Linked DNA regions of Homo sapiens: region 1 is linked to region 2. Evidence: read pairs that join two places in POLR2A ChIA-PET (ENCODE). Cell type or tissue: PC-9. All regions are shown on one strand. Each heading gives the region's core, and the rest is flanking DNA. Links, peaks and the distances in the headings are about the cores only.

What was found. Peaks named below come from ENCODE experiments on the same cell type or tissue, not always from the same donor. Only the 100,000 strongest peaks of a DNase experiment are listed, where the experiment ranks them.
Region 1: POLR2A ChIA-PET joins it to region 2 with 12 read pairs; 2 of 35 experiments call an interaction of 5 or more read pairs at or near these places.

Annotation. Positions count from the first base shown.
Region 1 is chr5:80,914,258-80,925,761 of GRCh38, reverse strand. It overlaps LOC107986428 (a long non-coding RNA gene), which reads right to left. Exons shown (of 2, transcript XR_001742759.2): 2 at 3,836-11,504. Among named protein-coding and RNA genes, the nearest start is that of RASGRF2, 40 kb to the left of the region's middle. In PC-9, for the core only: no CTCF peak of the experiment used is centred there; a DNase peak (open chromatin) is centred at 5,251.
Region 2 is chr5:80,770,548-80,778,547 of GRCh38, reverse strand. MSH3 (mutS homolog 3) reads right to left here. Exons shown (of 24, transcript NM_002439.5): 16 at 2,790-2,854. Among named protein-coding and RNA genes, the nearest start is that of DHFR, 120 kb to the right of the region's middle. In PC-9, for the core only: no CTCF peak of the experiment used is centred there; no DNase peak of the experiment used is centred there.

The DNA of each region.
Region 1 (11,504 bases), core at 1,389-9,388, 150 kb before region 2:
TGAAGACTCCCAGTGGATGCTTGAAACTGCAGATAGTACTAAATCCTATATATACTGTTTTTTCCTATTCATGCATACTTATGATAAATTTTAATTTGTAAATTAGGCACAGTAAGAAATTAACAACAACAATAATAAAATAGAGCAATTATAACAATATCCTGTAATAAAGGTTATATCGATGTAGTCTCTCTCTCTCTCTCTCTCTCTCTCTCTCTCTCTCTCAAAATAGCTTATTGTACTGTACTGCCAGTAACTAAAACCATGGAAAGTGAAACAGCAGATAAGAGGGGATGACTGTATTACTTACATATTTTCAAAGGCAGTTTTTACCTCTCATAACATACTATTCTAAGGAATTGCGACAAAACATGAATTTAGAGCCAATGTTTACAATTTAAAAGAATATAATCTTCTAAGCACTGAAAAAAAGACATACACCAGAATTATTACAGAAATTGAAAGAGGCTTTACAATTTTTGAAAAAAGACATACATCAGAATTATTAAAGAAATGGAAAGAGGCCTCACAGTTATTTTGCCTGGATTAAGAAGGCTAAGAGGTGACAAAAACTGCCTTTGAGATATAAAAGGTTATTATGAGGAATTGTGGTGAACCTACTTATTTACCAATTGCAAACCATTGTTATTTAAATGCCATTTATAATGTCTCTAAACTTGAATGTGTAACTGAAAAAGGAATATAACCCCATTAAGTCCATAATAGATGTATTTGGTCCAATGGTTCATATCAAAAAGATTGAGTGTATTTTAGCTTAAGGAGTCTACCATGAATCACCTCCATAGCATAAACTATCAGGTATGGTCTGAGGTGCCCACCATAAATAACAAAAACATTCTTGTCCCCTGGGAAATTCCAAGGGTTTCAATGCTACCTCCCAGGAGCTAGAGACAAAAGCCAGCCAAATTCTTTATCACACAAAATTATATATCAGATAAGGGTCTAGTGTCCAGAATGTATAAAGAACACTTAAACCGAACAAAAAAAGACCATCCAATTAAAAAGTGAGCAAGGGATTTGAATAGACATTTTTCAAAAGAAGTTATACAAATGGCCAATAAGCACAAGAAAAGATACTCAGCATCGTTTGTTATTAGGAAATTCAAATCAAACCTACAATGAGATACTACTTCACACCATTATGATGATTATAATAATTTTTTAAAAAAAACAGAAAATAAGTGTACGCAAGGATGTGGATTGGAACCCTCAAGCAATGCTGGTAGAAATATAAAATGATGCAGTCACTTCTTTAGTGAAGTGTCTGTTCTGGTTTTTACCTAAATTTTCTTTTATGGATCATGGTTTGATGCCATATCTAAAGTCTCTTGGCTCAACCCAAGAGAACTTTCTCCTGTATTTTCTTCTAATAATTGTATAATGTTTTATATTTAGGCCTACGATCCACTTTGGGTCAGTTCTTATATGAAGTGTGAATGAAGTATGTGTGGAAGTACTTTTTTTTTTGGCAAGTGGATATCCAATTTTTACAGAACTAATTGTTGAAAATACTATCTTTTCCCTATTAAATTGCCTTTGCACCTTAGTCTAAAATGAATTGACTACAGTTGTGTTGCATCCATTTTTGGGCTTTCTTTTCTGTTCCACTGATCTATATGTCTACTCTTTTGCCAGTAACATGCTGTCTTGACTACTATGGTTTTATAGAAAGTCTTCAAATCAGAGTTTTTCAGTTTTGTTCTTCTGTTTTCAAATTTGTTTTGGCTATTCTAGTTCCTTTGCCTTTTCATGTAAATTTTAGAATCAGCCTTTCATTTCTACAAAAATACCTGGTACGATTTTAGTTAGGGTTGTATTGAATCTATAGGTTAATTTGGGGAAGAAATGATATCTTAATAAGATTAAGTCTTTCAATACATGAGCACAATATCTTTCCATTTACGCAGGTCTCTTGACTTCTTTCATCAATGTTTAATAGTTTCAGTATAAAATATTCAACACCTATTTGGTTAGATTTTTACCTAAGTATTTTATTTTTAGTGGTAAATGGTGCTGTCCTCTGATTCGGATTTCTATTTTTTAATACAAAAACTGTGGCTGACCCTATAATCCTAACACTTTGGGAGGATCGCTTGAGGCCAAAAGTTCAAGACCAGCCCTGGCAACATAATAAGACTCCGTGTCTACAAAATATTTAAAAATTAGCCAGATGTGGTGGTGCATGCCTGTAGTCCTAGCTACTCAGGAGGCTGAGATGGGAGGATCACTTGAGCCTGGGAGTTTGAGGCTCCAGTGGGCTATGATTGTGCCACTGCATTCCAGCCTGACCAAGAGAGTGAGACCCTGTATCAAACAAAAAAGTATAAAATTTTATACAATTGATTTTTGTATATTGACCTTGTATCCCACAACTTGCAAAACTGACGTCAATTAGTTCTAGGGCTTTTTTTTTTTTTTTTTTTTTTGGTAGATTCCTTTGGGTTTTCTATAGACAACAATGTCATCTGTGAACAGAAACTATTTAATTTCTTCCTTTCCAATCTGTACCCCTTTTCTTTTTCTTGCCTTCTTGCTTTGGTTAAGATTTCCAGTATGATATTGTATAGAAGTGGTGAGAAAAGATTTCCTTGCCTTGCACTTCATCTTAGGGGGAAAGTATTCAGTTTTTTATAATTAAGAATATTGGCCAGGTATGGTGGCTCACACCTGTAATCCCAGAACTTTGGAAGGCTGAGATAGCAGATTGCTTTAGCCCAGGAGTTGGAGACTATCATGGGCAACATAGCAAAACTCCATCTCTACAAGAAATACAAAAATTAGCCGGGCATGGTGGCACATCTGTAGTCCTAGCTACTCAGGAGGCTGAGGTGGGAGGGTTGCTTCAGTCCAGGAGGCAGAGGTTGCAGTGAGCTGCAATCACACCACTGCACTGCCCAGCTTGGGCAACAGACCCTGTCTCAAAAAAAAAAAAAAAAAAAAGACTATTAGCTGTAAATGTTTAAGAAGACGCTCTTTATCAGTTTTAGGAAGTTCCTTTCTAATCCTAGCTTGCTGAAAGCTTTTATCATGAATGAGTGTTAAATTTTGACAAATGCTTTCTCAGTATCTACTGAGATGATCATATGGTATTTCTTCTTCAGTCTGTTAATATGGCCAAGTACATTGTTTAGTTTTCAAATGTTAAATCCACCTTTTATTTCCAGAATAAACTCCTGTTAGTTATGATGTATTATCCTTTTTACATATTACTGGATTTACTTTTGCTAATATTTTGTTGAGGATTTCCATGTCTAAAGGGTACTGCTTATTGAATATTGACCTTGTATCCAAAAACTGTACTAAAATCTCAATTCCTCTTTGATTGAGGTACAGGAATGCAAAGGCAAAATGACACATCTTTCATTCTATCACTGTTTTCCAAACCTCCGCAGGGGAGTTCTGTGTTTTGGAAGGAATCAGGTACATCTCACACTTTGGTCCTTGTTTAGCTTTTTCAATCCCTTATCCACCAGTCAGAATCTGAGGCATGGAGGGGGCAGTTAATTGGCACCTCAGGCCTCCAACAGGCCTGGCACTGTCAGATTAAGCATGCTGTGCTTTCTGCTACACCTTCTCCATGACACATGCATCTTTTCTCAAGGCTCGGGCCAGGCACCACCTTTGGTAAATAACTTCCCTGAATTTGTCCCCTGTTCCCAGCCCCAGTTTTGATTTAAGCGCACCTCCCGTGTTCCCCTATGCTTTGCATGTATCGCTGCACGGTGCAGGTAATAGATGATATCTATTACTATTGTTACGAACTGCAGACAAGATAGTGTGGTAATTAAAAACATGGACACAGAGTCAGAGTGTGTGGGTTTAAATCCTGGCTTTATTTCTAACAAGGTACGTAACAAAGAAAGTTTCTTAAATTCTACGTGCCTCAGCTTCATCATCTATAAGGATACTAATACCTCCTTCATAAGGTTGTTGAGAGAATTCAATAAAATAATTTATGTATAGCAGTTAGAATTATGTACTTTGTATATAGTAATTGCTCAATAAATATTAGCTATTATTATTTTCTTTATTTCACTTTTTAATTTTTATTTTAGGCTCAGGGGTACATGTGCAGGTTTGTTAATACAGGCAAACTCATGTCACAGGAGTCTGAGGTACAGAGCATTTTGTCACCTGGGTACTAAGCATAGTACTCAACAATTATTTTTTTTCTCATCCTCTCCCTCTTCCCACCCTCCTCCCTCAAGAGGGCCATATCATTATTTTCATTTTTAAAAATTTCTAGTTTATCCAGGGAGTAGTAAGCTTCTTAAGGGCAGACAGTATCATCTCATTTCTTTGTCATTCTCCAGAACTAGTAAGGGTGTCTGGCACACAATAGGTGCTCAATAAATGTTGTTTTTGAATATAGGTAGAACCAAAACAGCCTTAGGGGCTGAGCTAAAAAAAACACCAAACTTTAGTCTGTCACCAAATATGTAGGGTTCTCTTCACTTCTCTCCAGAGTCCACAAATCCTTTGGGACTATCCATGGTGCTGACCTCTGGCCAATTGGCTTACCTGGCCAGAGCCTGACCAACAATTTGGGCCACTTGCCAATCTGACTTAACACCTCTGCCATGCCCCCAGTTGGATGGACCATATTGTTGCCTCAGTGTAGTTCACAACTAAGGCTTTTCAGTAATCCTCCCTACCTGACCTCCTAAATCTGCCAGAGGACCCTTTCCTAAACCTTGCCCTGTTCAACTTGCTTCTCATGACGCTGACCACAAAAGGAGCTAACTCTCTTCTCTACTTCGCCTCTCTTTCCTTCTCTAATGCCTTTTCTGCTGTGGTTTCCCCCACTACTTTGTTGCTCTTGGGTTTTTTTTTTCCACACCTTTTCCTCTTTTCCTTCTCCCTTAAAATATCCCATTTTATGTCCACTATATTATTGATAACTCCTCCTGCCCCCCCTCACAAAATCCCTTGGAATTAGGCATATTTTATCTAAATGCAGAAAGATAGGATGTAGAGAAGGCCTTCCATGGGAGAAGAATAAGCGACAGGCAGGCTTTTCCCAGGATAGGAGCTATACACTGGGCCTCTAACATTTATTTACCTGTTTAAAATATGTTCAATATATTTTCATTAAGACAGAGGTGAGGATGAGGGTATAGAGTAGGTATGGTGACAGAGATCAGACTAGGGGTTAAAGCCCAGGTAGGAAGTGCCCCAAGGATGAACTTTGATTACATCACTGGCTTGTGTGGGGCCAGAACTGGCTAGAAAGACAGGTTTTTGTTCCACATAAACTCTGCTGGAAGGAAGGCATCCAAAGATGAAAGGGAAAGTTATGAGGTATTTTTTATTTCCTCCATGGACTTACTTAAAAGAAATTTAGCTACATCCACACACAGATAAATATTATCAGCATCTTTGAGCAGGGCCATCTCTGAGGAAGATCAGGAGCATTTAATGTATATGGTTTCTAACATTGCTACAGCAAAATGCAATCAACAAAGCTGGTCAATGACTTAAAGTGAACTAGGTTTAGATCCATTAGTCTTAGAGCTCTTCTGACAGTTGGTGCTGGAGGTGGGCTAAGCCAGAGGGGCTAAGCCAGAGGGGCTAAGCCAGCCTCTTACCATTCACATGATGGCTCGCATTTACTAGAATGCTTCTGAAGGTAAATGAATATACATACAGCAACATATGTAATTGTTTTTGTTAATATGAGTAACCGGCAAAGGAATTTTAAGTTTTGTTTTCTTTTGTTTTGCTTTTTAAAGTTAACACTAGTTGGAGCCATGCATTTTTCTAAGAGTTTCACATCTGTTAACCCATTCAATGTCCAAAGTAACCCTATGATCTAAGTACTATTATTATACAACTTTACATATGAAGACTGGGCCCAGAGAAGTTAAGTAACTTGCCCAAAGTCACACAGCACTGCTGGGAAATGACTGTGTCATTTGAGTCCGGATTCAAACCCAGGTGTTCTGGCTCCACTCTCGGCTCTTAGTCTCTGAGCTCGTCTGGCCCTTTAAGGGAATTACGGGTGATGGGCTATCTTTCTAGGGGTGCAGGGACTGGGTACAGGTCTAACTAGGTGAATCTTTTAAATACATTTACAACAAATGTTAAGAACTCTTTAAAGTGAAAATGAGGATATATCACCAAAAGCATCTGCAACTCAAGGAGGCTAGGAATGGGGTGAGCAAGGTATTAGTTCATGAGCTCAGCTCCTGCCCTCCCTGCAGAGAGTGACACTTCTTGATTCAGTGTTTCCAGGGGCCCCAGTTACTTAGCTCTTTCCAACTCTGTCCCCTCAATAAACTAGTCAATTTATTATCACACATTATCACCTTATAATAAATGTGAAACAGCATTTTGTTGCGAAGAAATAGATAAAAATGGCAACTTCTGGACATTTCTCAAAGGATCTCTTATGATTGACTCTTGGAAACCATGGAATTTATCTGAGCAAAATCTCTGCCAAATCAGCCTTTTTCCTGTGCTTTACTTCCTATAGCTTCTAACATCCATCTTGCAAAACAGCTCCTTCCCTTTAATTGTGCTGAAATTGATTCCCCATCCCTTCTCACTCTTCTCACCTTAGGTCACAAGAAGTTGTTTTGGGGTGGACAACGTCACCCCTCAGCTTGGGTGATCACTGTCTGATCTAAGTTGTCTCTCTCCCTACTTTCTTGTCTCCTCTCCAGTGAGTCCAATATTCTAGTTACCTTCTCCATCTTGTCCTTTTGCATTCCCAGCTCAATTCATTCCTTCTCAGGAAATCTTCTCCCATCTACGTCTTTAGGAATTCCCTTCCTCCTTCACTTTTTTCTTTCTTGCCCCCATTTGCACTGGAAAATCTCTGCCACAGATATTGTTCACTCTCTCAATAAACCAATGTGCCACTCTTTGGTCTCTCTTGTTGCTGCCATATTCCACCCGGCACCTGTCACTTAGCAGACAATGAACCCTCATCTGTTCCTTTAATGAAAGGACCAAAGGAGGGTGAAGTCATGGCTGCTAAATGAAATAAAAAGTGTCTTTGATATAACTTTCTCAAACAAGAAGGAAACCACGATGTTTTTCACTTCTTAAAACTTTCTTGGCCGGGCACAGTGGCTCGTGCCTGTAATCCCAGCACTTGGGGAGGCCAAGGTGGGTAAATCACTTGAACCCAGGAGCTTGAGAGCAGCCTGGGCAACATAGGGAGACCTCGTCTCTACTAAAAAATAAGCATTAAAAAAATTCAGTAGGGCATGGTGGTGCACACCTGTAGTCCCGGTTACTCGGGAGGCTGAGGTGGGAGGATTGCTTGTACCCAGGAGATCGTGGCTACAGTGAGCCATGATCACGTCACTACACTCCAGCCTGGGTGAGAGAGCACAACTCTATCAAAAAAACAAAACAAAACAAATCAAAAGAAGTTCTTATTAAATTTACATTTATCATCTTTTACCTGATTATTTAAAAAAGTATATTGAAGAATATTTTGAAACTATGCCAAGTTGTTTACTTTTATTTTAAAGAGAAACATATATAATAAATAAAACTAGTGTCACGTCCTTCAATCATCCCTGTTGGAATGATAAGAGTATTTCTCTACATCCCTATCTAGCTAAATTTGTTTTTCCTTGACAATCACCATTCAGTAAATGTTTTTAAAAGCTTCTTTCTTATTGAGTTTTGTGACTTTTCTGGCTACTTAGGTTACCGATATTACAATATTCTGCTCTTATTCATTGCAATGCACATAATTTTAGTTATATTCTGGGTAGAACAGGCTTTTATGAACTAACCTAGAAACTTAAGTGCCCCTCTTATCCTTGTTTCCATGGGGAAATGCACTTCAAATAACCAGCTAGCATAGACTGTTAGAATACAAGCCATTTGTACAACACTGGCTGCCTGGGACATTGAAGGCCTATGGCTTTTATTTGCCACATGATACGCAGCAACAAAGCAGTTAAATGTGCTTTTCACTTCCATGTTGCCACACAGATGTTTCAAGGTTTCTGCAAGCTGATAGAAGAATGAAAATGCTCCAGCAAAAAAACCACAATAAATCAACAAGGTGAAGTAACCATTAAACTCTGTAAGAGCTTCGTGCATTCGTGCATCCAAAGAAAATTTTATGGGACAACATGCAGAAAACAGATTTTTTTTTTTTTTTTGGTAAAGCTTTTCTAATTCAAAGCATAAATCTAAGAAAGAATGCTAAGAACTCACAGGTGCTGAGTAACAACAAAACTTGACCTAGGGGCAGTCTAACTATAAAATGCAGGAAATAGAAAGTAGAGAAAGACTGCAAATATCTCATAGCCAATTACTACCTAATTTATACTAAGCAAATTAAAATAGGATAGTACAAATTAAAAACAGGAAGTTATTTAATGAAGATCAATTTGGACCATTTACAAAAAAACTGTATTAGCTTAACAGCAGCTTAACTGTTCTGAGTGGAATTTTTCAAAGCAGCCACCAGGATTAAGTAACCGTACAAGTTTTGTATATTTCTTTCTTATTAACAAGAATATGGTAGCAAAGACAATAAAAAGGGACACCAAGTATCAAAATAACATTTTTGGCAGAAGTGAAATACACGATGTAAAACAAAGATGAAAAGAAAGTAGTGCCAGAAAAATTGAGATATTTGTTATGTGTTTCCAAAAACCTGAAATCAAAGTAACACTCCTACATGGTGTCCAGAAACCACACTGCGAGGACACAAAGAAAAAAGATACCAAGAAAAATTAAAAGAAGATCACATTTCTGAGACCTTTTCTAGGGTCCACAAACACAGACATAAGAAAAAGGTTGAGTAGCAAAACATGGTTTGGGAAGTAGAAAACTAGACACAAAACAAAACAAGGAACATCTGGAAATAATAGATGATAACAGAAGGCCAACATGGAGACTATTCCAAGAAACTGAAAAAACCAAACTTCTGTTGAGCATTTAGATGCATTCCTATTTGCCCAAATCCATGATCTACCCTGAGGCATTTGCTGCTCATCTCGGTGACTGGGAGCGAGGATTGAGGATCGATGCACATAGTACTCTTTGGGGCTTAAGCCATGAGGTCCCTCTGCACTCATCTTATTGCAGCATTAGGATACAATAGGGAGAGCTCAAGACAGGGACACTGGCAGCTCTTCTGGCTTAACTTTGTTTTGCTGTTGAAATTGTACATTGGGGTTTGGTGGTAGAGATGGGGAGGGGGTGGGGCAGGGGGAAGAAACAGGACTAGGTAGCTCCTAGGACCTTATAGAGACAAAGGACCTACAATAAATGACCACAGGGAGCTGATGGTTTTGTTCAATGCATATTAAAGAGGACTTCATCAAGGTCTGAGCTGGGTTTAGAGCAGTCAAATTAAGCAAAGGCCCAAAATTCCTTTGACTCTCATTGTGGTTTTTTTAAGTAACTGGTAAATTCAAGGCCTATCTGGGGCAGTCATAAAGATGAACTCCTTGTGAAATGGGCCATGTGAACAATGCTGTGTCCATGAAGGTTTTGTCAGTTAGGATGATTTTGGCAGCAAGAAACAGAAAAATCAGACATATGGCTTAAACCATAAAGACATTAACAGTTCACTGTGAAGTCCAGGTAGGCAGTCCTGTGGGTGAGTGGATGGTTCAGTTATGTCAAGGATCCAGCTCTTTCTATCCTTGACTCCATTGCTTTCAGGGCACACTGGTGTTTATCTTCATGGTCAGAGCTCGAGCACCACATTCTTCTATTATGGCTTTTAAAGCTGAAAGTGATGGGAAGAGGACAAAAAAGGCTTTCTGACTTTGCATGCTGCTCTTATCAGAAAAGAAAGATACTCCTGAAATCTTAGGCAGATTCTCCTTAAGGCTCATTGTTCAGAACTGACTCATATGCTAACCCCTAGGCCAATGACTTTCAAGGGAGAACTGAGTTGCTGTGATTGGCTTAGAATAATTGAACTGTAGTTGGACACATGCTGGGGTTGGGCATATTGCAGCTGGAATGAAGTTGGGATTCTGTTGTCAAGAAGATGAAACTGAGTAAATTTGGATTTTGGGAAAGGGTAAATAGGTACATAAGAAGCCTAAGCAAACTGTTATACAAATTATATAAATGTTTATGATGCTGCTGTTATTTGGATGGAAAATGCAACAGTCAGGATAAGCTAAAGTAATGATGCAGGAACAAACAACCCCAAATAAACAGAGGTTTATTTCCGGCTCACATCATACGCCTATTATGGGTCAGCTGCAAATCTGCTCCACACATAGACCCAGACTCATAGAGCAGGTCTTATTTTGGCTGTAGCTGGTCTTATAGTAGAGGAATAAAAGATGCAGCAAACCAGGTGCTTGTTCTTAATGTTTCTCCTCCAAAGTGACATATGTCACTTTTCCTCACAATGCTCTAGGCATAGAGCAAGCAAATTGAGTGTGCTAGACCTTAACAGCCAGGTAAGTTATCATCTTTCTGCAGGAAGGTGAACTCAGGGAGGGGCAACAAATATTTCAAATGATAATGCAACCTACCAAAAAGATGGATGTGTCATTTAGCCTTCATTCTCTTAAATACGGTCATGAACATTTGTGACTCAGTATTAAGCTTTTTTTTTTTTTTTTTTTTTTTGAGATGGAGTCTTGCTCTGTTGCCTAGGCTGGAGTGCAGCAGCACGATCATGGCTCACTGCAACCTCTACCTCCTGGGTTCAAGCGATTCTCCTGCCTCAGCCTCCCAAGTGGCTGGGATTACAGGCAAAACCCTGTCTCTACTAAAAATACAAAAATTAGCATTAAGCTTTATGACAGCAGTCTTGCTTCAGTTTTTCTGTTGCCATTAAAAGCACAGCAGGCAGACCTTGCCATTTATCCTATGATGATATGCTGCCTGAAGAACAAAGTCAGCGTACAACGTTTATTATTTTCCTCTTTGTTAAATATTTTTGATAGAATAAACAATATAACAATATTAAAACGATTTGAAATGGCCATTAAAAAATACCATTTCCTGGGATACATCTCTCTTTTCTTTCCTCGGCTTTAAGCCCTTCTGAATGCAGGAAGGACTTTATCCTCTCAACATCTCATATTCTGTTTTTCATCTAGAGTTAGGCTGGCTCAAGGGAGAGCTCTCACACAACCACAATAGCCTAACCTGCACAGTTCACATATGTCCTAGTTGGAAAAAGCATAGAGTTCTATTGTTGAGAAGCTAGTTTAAACTGTGGGCAAACCCTATACCTTCTAAAGCTCTATTGTAGTCCTCCCAGGACACAGCCTGATCATGTCCTTGCAAAGCAGCCCTCTTCCAGAGCATTCTTTCTTGTATCCTCAGGATGAGAATCGGGGCAATTATGTAACGATCAGTGACCTCCCTGTAATAATTAAGGGAGGAAATATTGCTTTTCCTGTTGCCTAGGGCTTTGCAGAAGCATTCAAAGCAAGCTTTTTGCTCTTATAGCATAGTTTAACTTACTCTGTGATTAACAAAATTCCATGGCAACATATTATACAGAAATCATATATGACTTATTTGAA
Region 2 (8,000 bases), core at 1-8,000:
TATGACTTTGCTCAGGAAGCCTTTTAAAATGCATTTCAAATTATACCCATATAGCAAAGTCAGAGTTTAGAACTTTTATTTCATAGGCAGAAAGCTTTTTTCTTTAAATTATACTAAGTGAAAATGCTCTTTAAAAAAGATCAGAAGCATATATGGTAAAAGAAAATAAGACAAAGCTGGGAGGTAGATACATTGGTGAAGGTTGTATTATTCTTTGTTTTATGGGCTTTTCTGTATGATTGAAGTATTTCAGTGAAAAAAGAAAAATAAAAAAGCATTACAAAGAAAGCAATGCATTAAGTCAGGAGGCAATTAAGAAAGATCTTCAGGATACTGTGATCTGTGCAGATTCACAGTGGCTCTGGATAGGAAGAAATACCACATGCTCCCCATCTGGGCTTGAGTATCATCTCTGCTCTCTGTTCAGTAGCTAGAGCACAACAGGGGATGCCATGGGTCCCCAGTCAGAGAAGCCAGGTCGAGGCTCCAGTCCTGCCACTTACTTACTAGCTATGTGATTTGGGGCAAATGAAACAGACCTTCTCTAAATATCACTTTTCTCATCTATGAAACGGGGATAATAATATCTACCTCATAGGTACTGTTGACAGGATCAAACAAATAAAACTTAGGAGAGCGCCTGTAAGTATTGTGGTTGTGGTGGTGGTGGTGGTGGCGGTTGCCACTGCTGTTAATGCTGTCATTATGATGATAAATCTTCAAGAAGAAAAGGTCAAGGTGTCTGGTCTTTTTTTGCTCCCCAACTCTTGTAATACACTGTTGCACTTTAATTTGCCAAGTTGCTGGATTAGGGGTGGGCCTTTTGCATTCAAAATCTGACTCCTGATGTTCTAACTCATCTCTGTCAAAACCCTATGGCCAAACAGATAAACTGCAATGAACCTTTCCCTAACTATCTTATCTGTTGATTCAATTTACATTACTGAACATGTGAAAGATGGTGTCACTGATTTATGCCTTGCTTGTTGCTTTAAAATTATATCATCTAGACTTCTAGGCCAACATATTTATCAAAGCTTTATCTTCTGGAAAAACTCATTTAGGGAGATATTTCAGTTATTGTTGTAGATAGACTAACATGGTTTTTGGTAATTTCTCTTCATAATGCATATTTCATTCATTAGCTGTGGTACAGGACAAAAACAGATAAAGGAAAGAATGCCTGCAAAAAGAGAAAACATCCCCTAGAATCAACAATACTCAAATCTAAAGTACAGCTTCTGGTAGCATTAAAAAAAAAAAGATGGTATTAGAATGAAAGAAATCCATGCCTGTGCCTTCAACATCTGATGATGTGGCAATGGATAATAAACATTCTCTTTTTAAGTTAAAATAATAAATTACTGGGAGGCCAAGGCAGGTGGATCACTTGAGTTCGAGACCAGCCTGGCCAAATGGCGAAACGCCATCTCTACTAAAATACAAAAAAAAGCCGTCTGTGGTGGCAGGTGCCTGTAATCCCAGCTACTTGGGAGGCTGAGGCAGGAGAATCATTTGAACCCGGGAGGCGGAGGTTGCAGTAGACCGGGATTGCGCCACTACACTCCAGCCTGGCTGACGAAAAGAGACTCTGTCTTAAAAAAAAGAAAAAAAAAAAATATATATATATATATATTTGTATTATATTTTTTGTATATATGTATTATATATATTATATATGTAATAAAGTAACAATCATTCACACATTATGTCAAAATTTCCCTTCATCCTTAAAACAGAATGTCTGTACACTATTACCAGCTACGGTCCCTCTTCTACCATCTGAGGCAAATGTACCATTTTCATCTCATGTTTGTGCAACTTATTGATAACAGTACTAATAAATATTCCACAAAAGATACTATTCACAGCTGTATATACTTCCCTAATACCTTGTCTTTAAATGAGTCCTCTCCTGGAGATTAGTATCTAACCAAGGAGAAAAGGCAGAGTCCCAATGTGGTTCTCTAAATTTGTTTTTGATTAATTTATTTTCATCAATTCATGATCTGGGTTACAAAAAAAAAGATGTAAAGAATTATAATAATTATGTGCCAAGGAAGGCATTAAGAATAAAGAAATGTGGAGCTCAGTGAGGTAGAAAATGAAATTGCAGCTTCTTAAAAGAAATGTCAGGCATAGCATTCACCATGAAGTAAAAGCAACTAAATTAATCTTACAATTGAAGGTTCCTCAACTTTTCTTCCATGTGTACCCTGTGCTATAAAAATAAAGCAATAATTTACAAAACAAGAAAATAAATGTGTAAAAATAAGATACCTTTTTGAAAAATGTTTTAAAATCAATGATAAAGAGTTAAAAGTAATGATCTCCTTGGTTAAAAGTTCCATAAGAAAGGGCAGGGCACAGTGGCTCATGCCTGTAATCCCAGCACTTTGGGAGGCTGAAGTGGGTGAATCACCTGAGGTCAGGAGTTTGAGACCAGCCTGGCCAACAGGGTGAAACCCCGTCTCTACTAAAAATACAAAAATTAGCCGGGGGTTGTAGTGTACTCCTGTGGTCCCAGCTACTCGGGAGGCTGAGGCACAAGAATCCCTTGAATCAGGGAGGCGGAGGTTGCAGTGAGCTGAGATCATACCACTACACTCCAGCCTGGGTGACAGAGCAAGACTACATCCCCTCCAAAAAAAAAAAAAGTTCCATCAGAAAAAATAAGTAAAAAGAATTGCTTTTAATTTCAAGAATGTGGCTACGATGAGCCCAGTAGCACATAGATATACAGATGTCATCATAATGCATTGTAAGAAAAAAATTTATTTTAAACCTACCTTCCAACCTTTACCCAATCAGTTGGTATACAAGATACAGCAGAGTTCTTTATTTCTATCATAAACTAAAACAAATACAAATAAACAGAGATTTAGATAAGTAACCATTATATATTTTAAAGCTTTCCCCAAATTGTGGTATAACAATTTATTATATATTGTTAAACACTCAAGATAAGTCCAGTATTGTTTTTCAGACTGTATATATGTCAATACAGACAAATATTATTAATTAAGGGTTCACTACTTGGGACAAAGTACAATTTGTATTGCATAAAACATTTGTAATACTTGGGCTTTCATGTTTCTAATATTGTTATATGTATACTCTGATGGCTTTTTCATTAACCACCTCTTTCATTTATTAATACTCACTTATCTTAAGAATTCTACTACTCATAAAAGATTGAATTTCTAAGTATATAAAATTTTAAAATATTCAATTACTAGATGTTACACCAGTCTGAGATATGATCCTCCCCTATTCTGAACAGAGAGGATTTTTAGATAGTTTTTATCCAAGGAACTGAAATCCTGTAAAAGTCTCTTCACAGGAAAGCACTGACTTCCCTAACTATAAAGAGAAGAAAGTGTTTCTTCCCATATGAGAGTTTTCTTCAAGTTTTCACTTATATGAACCATAGTATCTTTTTTTTATTTTTGTGGGTACATGGTAGTTGTATATATTTATTGGTTACATGAGATAGTTTGATACAGACATACAATGCGTAATAATCACATCAGGGTAAATGGGGTATCCATCTCCTCAAGCATTTATCTTTTGTGCTACAAATAATCCAGTTATACTCTTTTATTTAAAAATGTACAATTAAATTATTATTGATTATAATTACCATGTTATCAATACTAGGTTTTATTCATTCTTTCTGGTTTTTTTGTATCCATTAACCATCCCCTCATCCCCTCCACCCCCACTACCACTACCAGTTTCTGGTAACCATCATTCTATTCTGTATCTCCGTGAGTTCAACTGTTTTAATTTTTAGCTCCCACAAGTAAGTGACAACACGCAAAGTTTGTCTTTCTGCACCTGGCTTATTTCCCTTAACATAATGACCTCCATAATCCATCCATGTTGTTGCAAATTACAGGATCTCATTCTTTTTTATGGCTGTATAGTACTCTGTTGTGATTACATACTACAGCTTCTTTACCCATTTGTCTGTTGATGGACACTTAGTTTGTTTCCAAATCTTAGCTGTTGTGAATAGTGCTGCAATAAACACTGCAGTGCAGATATCTCCTTAATATACTAATTACCTTTCTTTGGGATATATACCTAGCAGTGGGATTGCTGGATCATATGGTAGCTCTATTTTTTTTTTTTTTTTGAGGGACCTCCAAACTGTTCTCCACAGTGGTAGTGGTAGTATTAATTTACATTCCCACCAACAGTGTACAAGAGTTCCCTTTTCTCCACATCCTCATCAACATTTGTTATTGCCTGTCTTTTGGATAAAAGCCATTTTAACTGGGGTGAGATAATATCTCCTGTCATTTTAATTTACATTCATAATATATTTATAGATCCAACTGTGCTCTGCAAATAAGGTTCTCTGAAATCAGCCAGGAAGCAAGTGAAGTTCTATCACACCATTCATTTTTAGCCTTAGTTATGTATTATCTTTTCTCAGTGTGCTTGCATTTCTGTATTATTGCAACCAAATTCAGGCCGGGCGCGATGGCTCACACCTGTAATCCCAGCACTTTGGGAGGCTGAGGCGGACAGATTACCTGAGGTCAGGAGTTTAAGACCAGCCTGGCCAACATGGTGAAACCCCATCTCTACTAATAATACAAAAATTAGCCAGGCGTGGTGGCAGGCACTTGTAATCCCAGCTACTCGGGAAGCTGAGGCAGGAGAATCACTTGAATCCAGGAGGTGGAGGTTGCAGTGAGCCGAGATTGTGCCACTGCACTCCAGCCTGGACGACAGAGCAAGAATCTGTCTTAATAAAAAACAAAAAGAAAAACAAAAGAACTAATTCAATGATTCATTTAAATAAATTTATAAAAACCCATTTTGAGCAGAATGGAACCCAGAAACTGTGTGGTTGTCATCTTGAGAGAGCTATGAGAACTTTTTCACATTTATCAGTTTTATTATATGCACGTACCTTCAGGTATTTATAATGTTCATATTAATAACAGTATCAACATGGTTCTTGAGTTTATTTTTCCCATTAATAGAAACACTGTAGCTTTTACATTAATTATATTAAGAATTAGTGGCTAATCTAAAAAATTTCATCATTAGAAAACTGTTTTGAACTAGTGATGCCCTCATTTATAGAGAATTACTACAGTTTCAAATCTGCCACACCCACTTAAATAGTTAAGAGTGAAGAGTCTAACAAGCCTCCTTTGGCTACAAAAAGTAACTTTTGAAAAACCACAAAAAATATCACTAATGGGAAAGATAAAATCACTTTTAAACTGTGCTAAATAATTCTGCTGTTTTAGAGTGTTCTACTAAAAGAAATGTTGGCCTTTTTATAAAATAATTCTGGAAAGAGCTATGCTAAAGGCAAACAGCAAAATTCAGGAACAGACTGATTGGATCACTGATATTTGGGAAGGACACATCCAGATGCATAATGACTAACACAGAGCTCCACAGGAGTTACTGGCTAAGGGATGGTGGACATTTTGAACAAGGAGCACCTTGGGAACAGTTTGGACCACAACTATTCAATCTGTAAGTATCAAAAGTTCTACTCTAGGAGCACAATCACTACAGCGGGCTACCATACACAGAGCCAATACAGTGCCACTGCAGGGGGGAAAACAGCGAGAGTCAGGAAGGCACAAGTTAAACCCCTCTGGTCACATCCTCAGACAGGGTCTGGTCCTTGGACTGATCCTGAGGGTCCCTTTTCCTCACTCAGCAATCCTCAGAGTTTCAGCCTGGGTTCCTCCTCAGAGTTGTCTTCTGCTAGCTTTTCTTCTCTTCTATACTGACAATAAGATACAACATTTTTCTCTAGCTATTCTTTTTTTCAAACATTCTAAGAATGAACAGGTAGGCCTTTGGTTTAAGAATTTTATTACTAAAGAAAAGAAAACTAACATAGAAAAATAGCATACATTCCAGTAATCTTAGAAAGCTCTCATAGCAACTTTTCCTGGTCTACAGTTCCTGACTTTGTTTATTAGGTGTTGATGTGAGTAGTCTGCCTTGATTCATTATAAGCAATCTCTCATATTCTTCTCCTGGGACCCAATTCTGTCTTAGTTAAATGCCAGATATTGTTATTCAATCTATATAGCCTGTGGTATCACTGGGCTGGCAACGTTGCTAGGCTTGCCGAAACTCTTACTCACTCCAGAAACTGCTGTTTTCTCCAGCACCACACTTAACCCATTCCTCCAATCCCCCAATTTCATTCTCTTAATAATTTAAGGATGTTTTACTATATTTTAAATCTAAGTAAAAAGTACTCAGATGTAACAGATTATTTTCCACATTTTAAACCAGTAAACAGGTATTTGGATATGCTGCATGCTGTCAATTAATAAAACCCTTTCTAAAGATTTTTTCCAATATTTTTCTTTTTCCCTTAGTAATAATAATAATACTTATCAGTACTGCCCCCAATGTAAACATTGCCCCATTTCCATTCCACATTTCATTCAAGGTTAAGAGATAATTGGTATATATTCATAAAATATGATAGAGACTGCAACAGAAGCAGTAAACTATGTAAACTTCTGCTTTCATTACATACATACATACTTTCATACATACACACAAACATTCATACATACGTTCATTACATAATACATAATAATGTATGTACATTATTACATAAAAATATAAAGTTTCTGCTTTCATTAATTTCTTCTAAGCCAATATTTACATAGAGACAATAAGGAATCATACAATAAGGCTTTAGTATTCTAATGAGTATATAAAAGCTGGGAACAGAGGTGAAAAATGAATGTTGTCAAAATAACACTGGATTTACAGACTGGCACATTTATCTAATTTTAGTAAAAATAACAAGATCCACATACCATCACGTGGCTCACATGGGGCTGCTATAATGGGTCTTTTAAGGTTATTACAAAAGACATATGTATAGAAATAAAATGTCAGAACAGAAAGGCATAAAAAAGCACCAATAAATGTAAAATAAGGGTTTTCCACCCTGCCTCCCTCACTTCTCAGAGATAATCATATTTGATGGAGTCTGTTCCTAGTCCTTTAAGTACCTCTAAATAATTTGAGAATAGCATTAGTCCTTTTTTTTTTTTTTTGAGACAGGGTTTCTCTCTGTTGCCCAGGCTGGAGTACAGTGGCATGATCACAGGTCACAGCAACTTCAGCCTGTCAGGCTCAAGTGATTCTCTACCTTAGTCTCCCGAGTAGCAGGGAGCATAGACACATTCCACTATGCCTGGCTAATTTTATATTTTAGGGATGGTGTCTCGCTATGTTGCCCAAGCAGGTCTTGAACTCCGGAGCTCAAGCGATCCTCCTGCCTTGGCTTCCCAAAGTGTTGGGATTACAGGTGTGAGCCACTGTAGTCGTTTTTAAAACAGAATTTGATTAAAACAATTTTGAATATTTAGAATTCCTTTGGTGTTCCAATGAATAGAATTATTTTTTTCAAAAGGTTCTATGAAAGCAATTTTGTATTAACATTCTACTAAAATCCTAGAGAAGATTATTAAAAACCAACAAGAATCCATCCTACTATCAATAACGAAGAAACTTTGTTCCTCAAATTCATCAACTTAACCTAGTAAAGATAAAAGATAACTGATCTTCCTAATAATTTTTAATACAATTAGTTGATCTCCATGCTGTACTTTTTAAACCTCAATGCCACACTCATAATGAATAACCAGTCTACTATCTCTTATGAATTCCTGATAATTTTCTCTCATTTTTACTCAAAAACTGCCAAATGAATCCAGGACCGTCTTTCCAAGACTTAAACTTTATTTTATTTTGAATACTATGAGCTCTAAAATATCTAGATTTTGTCAGATAAAATCCATGGTGTTGAGAATCTTTGTGTTAATATTTGGAATTAATAAATGGAATGAAATACTGATATTAATATAATAGAAAGACTAGAGTCTGGCAGAAGTGGGCTGGATTTGTGCTTCGGACCTTGGGTAACTTATCTAACTACTCCAAACCTTGGTTTTCTTTCCAACAAACTGGAATGACCCTTTTGG